2 separate regions of the Homo sapiens genome follow, and region 1 is linked to region 2. Evidence: read pairs that join two places in POLR2A ChIA-PET (ENCODE). Cell type or tissue: A673. All regions are shown on one strand.

Region 1 (4,000 bases), 300 kb before region 2:
GACAAGTGGCATGAAGGAGAATAATAAGAAAGTTCTAATTTACAACCGGGCAGGAGCAGTTAGAGAAAGTCTCTCTGAAGACATTAAATTTAAACGAAGGCCTAATGAATGAGAAGAAATTTACCAGACAAAAAGTCAGAGGACAAGTATATCAGACAAAAACAAACAAATAAAAAATCATCTTGTTTGAAGACCTTGGGGCAGGAAAGGCTTTTGAAGATGTAAATGAAAAAGTAAGAAAATGAATAAAAGGAAGAGTGGCACAATATGAATGAGAGAGAGTAGCAGAGACCAACTTAGGCAGGGCCTGTGGTCCATGATAAGAATCTAGAATCAAAACTCAAAGTGCAGGAAGAAGTGACAAAAGGCAGGAGCAGCAGATCTGGAAGCAAATGCTGAGCTCATTATGGGAGGGACTACTAGGTTAAGGTGCCTGGAGAAATGTATGTGGACATGCCCGGATGGCATTAGAAAGGGAAGTCTGAAGGTGGTCAGAGAGGTCTGACCCAAAGACAGTGGTTTGGCAATTATTATTTGGAGGACACAGCTAAAACCAGACTTACGTTTGCAATCCCCCAAAGAGAATATGTAGATTGGAAGAGAAACCCACAAGTGGAAACTCTTGAAAAATTGAGAAAGAGACTGTAGCCTTCCCAGATGACTCAGGCTGGAATATTGTTACCAGGTCTCCACGCAATTACAGGAGGAAATTGGGGATGGAAATGAGAAGTCCAAGAGGACGCTCTTATGGTAATGGAATATTTATTTATATTCCTCTCTATGTCAAAATGTTATTATTGTTAATGAACTTGACTTGTCACATGTTGTGAATTTGGTAATAAAATAAAAACTCTAACTTGATCTTTAAGAAAAAATTTCGGACTGGCCAAAATAGCCTTTTCTCCTTGTAAATTTTTTTTAAGTCTTGGTATTGGCCTCAGTGTAAGGCCAGCCACTGTTAAATAATTTCACATGGAGCTATACCCTCTCCCTACTTCAATGCTAACTAAGATTTCAAATTTGAAGCTGCAGAGTTTGACTAAGAAAAGAAATGAAATAAATGTCAGGTGGCCCAGATTCTAATTATTGTCCTCAAAACCATTGGTAGGTGTTGAGACCTGAGCTAAATCATGTCTATCTGTACCTCAGTTTTGTCTCCTATGAAATTAGAAAAATGGGCTTGATTATGCCTCAAATCTCTTACAGAGTTCTATTAAAAAGGCAGGCCAGTAAGCCACTCTCAATGAACTTCTCTCATATCCCAAACCTACACTTATGTCATCTCATTTGATGCATACAGCCTCCTATGAGTTAAGTATTATTGTTGCCAGTTTAGAGATGGGAAGACTAAAGGTCAAAAAAGTCAGTGTTCTGGATATGAACTGGCAGTTAAACTAAATAAAATGTTGAAGTAAAGAGATACACACAGCCCTCAAAACATTGTGGCATTATAACTCCATCACTGAGATTTGTAGGGTGCTGAGCAGAATGTAAGCACTCTGACATAAGGTCTCAGGCACAAGTACACATCTCTTCAGTAGAAGTGTGAAAGCAGACAAGGACTATATGTAAACAAACATGGCCATGTTCCAATAAAATCATAGACACTGAAAAAAAAAAGGCAGTGTGCTAGTCTGTTCTCACACTGTTGTGAAGAAATACCCAAGACTGAGTAATTTATAAAGGAAAGAGGTTTAATTGACTCACGGTTCCACATTGCTGGGGAGACCTCAGGAAACTCACAATCATGGTAGAAGGCAAATAAGAAGCAACACCATCTTCACAGGGTGGCAGGGGAAATGCCAGATGCTTATAAAACCATTAGATCTCATGAGACTCATTCACCATCACAAGAGCAGCATGGGGGAACCACCCCATGATCCAATTACCTCCATCTGGTCCCGCCCTTGACACGTGGGGATTATGGAGATTGAGATTCAAGATGAGATTTGGGTGAGGTCACAGCCAAACCATATCAGGCAGTGTTATAGTAGAAAGAATTTGGGCTTTTGTGTCAGATAAGCCTGGGTTTTCATAGGTTCTAATATTTACTGTGCCAGTTATCAGTGTATCGCCTCTCAGTGCCACATTCATTCTTCATTGCCCAGTTTTGTGAGGCTGGAGCTGGACCCTATGAACATTTCTCCTTCACCGGCTGGTATTATATTAAGCTTTGTCAGTAGAGGGCACTACAGGCAAACTACAAGGGGACTTTTCTTCCTGGTTCCACACGCTTGCCTTCTTGCTCCTTGTCAATAGCAACCAGCTTGTAAAGGACATCCAGTTATGCTCATAGCTTAGCACGTTTCACCGGCATCCCAGAGGGTAGCTTCCCAGCAAATTTCAGCAGCACTTCCATGAGTGGCTCCCCAGGAAGTCTTGTCACACTCCCAGAAGACAAATCCCTGGAGAGTTTTGTCAGCACCCCAGAGGCTGGTTTCCCACTGTGGCACTTCAGCAAACCTCTCCATCCTCCAGTGGGCTATAGCCACACCCATCCAATGAGGTCTGAATCCCAGCCTTGAGGAGAGGGTGTTATCTTCCAGATGTGTTCCTTCCTTGGGTACCCTGCCTTAGCCCTAGAGGTAGTACTGCTCCCTAAATCCTCTATTCCTGCATTATTTCAAGTAACCCTTACCCCTCAGTAGTTAATCTTCCTTGTTGCTAGTTAGCAGCTCTTTATATTAAACTTTCCCTACTCAAATGAGTGTGCATTTTCTATCTTCTGACTGGACCCTGACTGATACGCTTAGAGAAATTCACTGTAAGCTCTCTAAGCTTCAGCTCCTTCTGCAAGATGAAAATAATAATACCTCTCTTGCCAAATTACCAGAAAAAAATTAGAGCTGCTGTAATATATAGCACTTAGAATGGTGTTAGTGACAAGTATGAAACAGTGGAAGCTTTTTATGATTATTATTGTTATTAAATTATTCAAGTCACACAACTAGTAAATTTTGGAGATGGGATTGAATTGGAATTTAAATGACTCTAAAGATGACTTTATTGCCACAGTTAAATGTTAACACATCCATCTCCTTAAAAACATGAGTCCTTTGAAGGTAGCAAGAGTAGAGGACTGCTTGCCACACCCCTGCCTCTGCCACCATAGTGCTAGGCCCCTACACACAATGACCTCGGGCCATTGCTCACACTCCACAGAGGTGGTATTAAATCTGGCAGCTTCCACTCCAGGTTGCTCTGGGCCACAACTAAGGCCGGCTCTGTGACCTTGGACAAGGTGTGTCCCCTCTCTGAGATGTTTTGTAGAACAGAAATAGTAAGAGTGGCTATCTCACAGAGGTGGAGTAGCAGAGACAGTATGAAACATTAAGCTGCAGCCGCCCTCCACGAGACCCCTGAACTGAGCAGGGGCTAGGGCAGGAGTGAGAGCTCAGCCCCGGCACTCTGGCCTCTGGACAGCAGCTCGGGTTCAGATTTCTTAAGGAAAATGATTTACACCTAAACCCATTCCAAAAGTGTCTCTGGATAAATTGGCTCTTGGTCAAATTATAAAAAAGAAAAATAATAACTAATTTTTGAGCACTTTATCCCTTGCTAAGCATGTCACATGGAGTGACTTATTTATTCATCATCATAACCCTAGCCTACCCCTATTAATAATATGCACATAACACCATATATCTATAGAGTTTTTTTTTTGGTTAAAGCAAACTTTCACATCTTTAATTCCCTTTATCTTCACCATGAGTCTAGGTGAACATTTTTATTATCTCCAATTATAGCTGTGTAAACAAGCCCAGAGAAGGGAGGTGACTTGCTAGTTGCAAGGAGAATTAGTGACAGAACCAGAGAACCCAGGTCTCAATCCCAGGCACCAGTGCTTTTTCAACTACAGGACTCAGCTGCAGAGACAAACACGGAATAAAATCGAACAATATGGAAAACCTCAAGAACAAGAATTGCTGCCATGCCAGGCATGGTGGCTCACACCTGTAATCCCAGCACTTTGGGAGGCCGAGGTGGGCAGATCACCTGA
Region 2 (4,000 bases):
GGCTCAGGGAACAAGGAAGAGGGCTATACTGAGCTGAGTAAGGACTTGCCATCCTGCCACCCAGCACACTCAGACAGAAGCGTGGGCAGGCAGCTGTGAGTGGCAGAATTTTCCCCTCTGCCCCAGGAGCTGTGGTTTGGAGCAAAGACAATGTCACCAACAGGTCACACTGCAGACAGGGACAAAACTGCAAGTGATCCCCCCGGGGCTTGCATTGTAAGTTCACTCATGGTCAACAGAACTTTCCCTTCATCTCCCCATCTGCTGCCACTGAGCCGTAGGGACGATTGTCACCTCCCTTTTAAAGATTAGGCAATGGAGGCTCAAGGATAAGTGACTTGTCAAGCACCACAGCTAGTGAGAGGAAGCCAAGATTCAACCCCACATCTGACTCCAAGCTGGGGGACACAGAACCTCAGCCAAGTCCTGGGCTGGTAATACTTAGAAAAAGCTAGTGGTCTCGCCCCGGGAAGAAGCTTCCCACAGCCTGAGGGCCAGAAGCTGGCAGAGTTGTTGAGCAAACTCGCCCCGCACACGGTCGGCAGACAGCCAGGTGGGCTGAGGCGCCGGGCTCAGCTCCGGGGTCCCAGTACCAGGCGCACCACCTCCGGCTCCAGAGCACCAAGGGCCCTTCCCTGCCTGAGTCCTAAAGGACGCCAATGGGCCTCGAGAATACCTCCGCCCCTTCTCCCCTGCCCCTTCAGCTGGTTCTTTTCTTCGGCTGAAACAGATGGAATACTAGAGCATGAGTTCTGTGTCATAAAGAAATTGCCTCGTGCTCCCAGCATCTGCCGTCCTTCCCACCCCGCCCCTGTCTCGGGTAGGGCCTTCTCTCCAGGCCCTCCACCCTCCGCTGCCCATGTTTTCCAAACCAAATCGGAACCCACTATAATGGCAAGCCCGCTTTCTCTGTGCCTGGTGCAGTTCCCAGTACGTTCCAGGCATTCACTCCTTCACCCACCTGTGCCGCGGCGAGGCAGAAACTGGGAAATCTGGGCAGGATATCCTGGCAGTGCTCTGCTCGCCCTTCCTCGGCCTCCGGGTCTCCCAACCCCGCGAACCTTCCCACTGAATAGCGCAGCCGCACGCCCCAGCAAGTCCCCAAAGAGCCGGCCGTCCCCGCTCTCCACCGTGCTCCCCACTACCCGTCCTCCCCCGCCGCCTTGCCTGCAGTCCCCAAGATCGTGCCAAGCGAAGAGCCCTCGGCGACCTGCACTCCACTTCCTCTCTTACATGGGGGGAAACTGAGGCCCGAGAGGAAACAGCACCGCACCGTCCCGGCTGCGGGTTCGCCCCGGCCTCCCATCCCTACACCCGCACCTTGGCGCAGCGGTGGAAGGTGGCTGTGGTTCCGTGCTCGGGTGCTTCGGCCAGGCCGTCCTCCTCGGAACGCAAGGCTAGCACCAGCTCCTCGTAGTCGCCGTCCTCGTCCTCCTGCGCACGGGCGCCCGCGGGACCCAGGAGCAGCAGCAGCAGCAGCAGCAGTGGCAGCGGCCACCAGGACCGCCTGGAGCTGACGGTGCCCATGAGGGCCAGGGGAGAGGTTGCTGTCCTGGCGAGGAGACCTAGAGGCCGTGCGCGGTCCACGCCGGCGGCGCCTTGAGCCTTGCGGTGGGGAGGACTGTGCAGGAGCTGAAGTTCAGGAGCAGGGCGCGTGAAGGGGCGCGCGGAATCCTGGCTGGGAGCTGGGAGCCGCTGCTGCAACGACGCGTCCCGGCCCGCCCGAGCCAGTCTCACTGCCTGGCTCACTCCTCCAGGCTCAGACCCTGAACTGAACGGCGGCGCCCGCCTGCAACCATGAGCGCCTCGACGTCGCTGCGGAAACCTTCTAGGGTGTGGGTGCTTGACGCCTGGGGCGCGCAGATCACGCCACCAGAGCCCCATCGGACGATCCTATCTGATTAAACATTAACGGAACCCCCGGACTGGAGGATCAGGTTTCGGCCTCGCCCTCCCCAAACAGCGTCAGATTACGCGCAGAGGGAAGAAAAAACTCCCAAATCCTAACTGGGCTGGAAGGCAGGCCGGCGCCCTAGGGGCTCCTCCTCTCCCGCCTCTCACCCTGCGTGGGATGCCAGACTCCAAGTTCTGCCGGGCCCACCTTTTCAGTGTTTCCTGGGTCCACCTTGTCTCCTGCTGACCAGTGAGACTTCTGAATCAATCCTACTGTGGACTCCTCGCTGCCCACCGAATTCTTTCCACTGGCCTTAACCTGGCAGCCTTCTAAACTTAGCCTGGACCCCCTCCGGCCTCTGCCCTTTATGCACCCTGCACACTGACCTTACCAACTAGCTGCTCCTTGAAGAGATTGCTTGCTTTTGATGTCCAGCCTACATGCATTTCAAGGGATTTATACTACAAAGATTCAGGTTTTAAGTTTGCAAAGACGTCATATAGGTACATTCAGAATTCTATGGTAGGCACAAGCTCAGCTTTCCAGAAGATTCAATTTGCAAAGATTCCTTTTACACACCATGTTCAAGAAATCAACTGGACAAGCATCCAGTAAACACCTATTGTGTACCAGGCAGGAGGATGAAAAGGGGAAAGAGAGCTCCTGGCCTCAGATTGTACATGTGGCATGACATGAGGCTTGCTCTTTCTGGAAGGGCTGTCGATACTGGGAAGAAACAAAGGCGAATTTATGATCCTCCCTTGCAGATGCACAGCAGATTCCGAGTGAAATGGCCTGCTCTGAATCTAGGTGCTGGAGTCCAAAGTTGATGCTCTTTCCACTTTGTTTGCAAAGACCTCACTCCAGAGAGCCAGTGCACAAAGACAGTGCAACCAGTGGGTTGACAGTGACTCCATGAGGTAAGGTCAGAGTTATCCCCATCGAGCCCGCCATCGCAGCACAGAGTAGGAGCTCATGGTTTGCTGACAGAGGTGGCAGAGGTGGTTCTCCTTCCTGTTGCCTGTAATTGGAATTGTATTTGCAATGTGCTTTTGGCAGCTTCCTCATCAAAGGCCTCCCCTGGAGCAAGAATAGATGGGAGCTAACTTTCCCTGCTGCTCCCCTTTGGGACCTTGGCCTCTCACCTACCGGGGTCGTTACCGTGCACCCAGAGAATGATGAAGCCTGTGCACAGAGGGACATGGATGTCCCCAGGCCCAGGAAGGGGGCTGCTGTCCAGCATGCAGTGGGTGTGTTCTGAGGGAGGTGGGGGAGGAAGGAAGCACCCTGGGCTCTGCGACAGATGGAACCAGAGGGGCAGTCACTTCTCATCCCATATCCTCCACTGCACTCTTATGAGGGGCAGCCCCAGCTGGGCCTCCTGCCACTTGGCAGGGCTTTCATCCCTCACCAATTACCCCTCCCATAAGTTGCCCAAAGGAATTGTGTCACCTTCTCCCTCTTCTCAAATGGGTTCCCCCACACCCTGGCCAGCAAATAAGCAGCCAGCTCCCCTGAGAGGTACCAGCAATCAGGGTAAGTCAGAAGCCTCTTCTGGGGCCTCCCCTCCACCACAAGTGCTTTCTGGGTCAACACCCATCCTTTTCCCCTCCTGCCTTCCTCCTTCAGGGCAGAGGGGACCATCCTCTTATACTCAGCTGACACTCCCCTGCCCCAATCTGGCCTCCGCAGGGATCACCTACCTCCACTATCTCCTCTCCTCCTCTTATCCCTAAATGCCTCTTCCTGAGTTATTCTTTCCCTTCACCCCACAAGCATCCTCAAGGCTTCCTCCCTCTAAAAATGCCACTTTTACTGTCCCTCAAAATGCTTTTCTAGCCATTGCCTTCCCCTCATAGACTGAATGAGTAGATAGAACTCACTTTTATGCTCCCTGGCTACCTTCTCCAACCTCAGAAACTTGGAGTCTGCAGCCACCATTGCTGTGAGTGTACATTTCAACATTTTGAACGGGCATACTCTTTTTTGCAAGGGAGGGGGCATCTTTTTGTGTGAATGTTCAATTTTTTTAAATTTACATGAAAATGTTTTTTTTAAAACGTGAATAGTTTGAAAGGATATACAGTGAAAAGTTCATCTTCCTCC

What was found. Peaks named below come from ENCODE experiments on the same cell type or tissue, not always from the same donor. Only the 100,000 strongest peaks of a DNase experiment are listed, where the experiment ranks them.
Region 1: POLR2A ChIA-PET joins it to region 2 with 5 read pairs; 2 of 35 experiments call an interaction of 5 or more read pairs at or near these places.

The regions. Positions count from the first base shown.
Region 1 is chr1:55,336,486-55,340,485 of GRCh38, reverse strand. No RefSeq gene overlaps it. Among named protein-coding and RNA genes, the nearest start is that of MIR4422, 110 kb to the right of the region's middle. RefSeq lists an enhancer at 2,237-2,326. In A673, a CTCF peak has its summit at 2,186 (motif pointing right); DNase peaks (open chromatin) are centred at 1,885 and 2,185.
Region 2 is chr1:55,037,365-55,041,364 of GRCh38, reverse strand. It overlaps PCSK9 (proprotein convertase subtilisin/kexin type 9), which reads right to left and starts at 1,817. Exons shown (of 12, transcript NM_174936.4): 1 at 1,321-1,817. The coding sequence starts at 1,527. In A673, no CTCF peak of the experiment used is centred here; a DNase peak (open chromatin) is centred at 1,834; H3K4me3 peaks cover 2,321 bases; H3K27ac peaks cover 1,894 bases.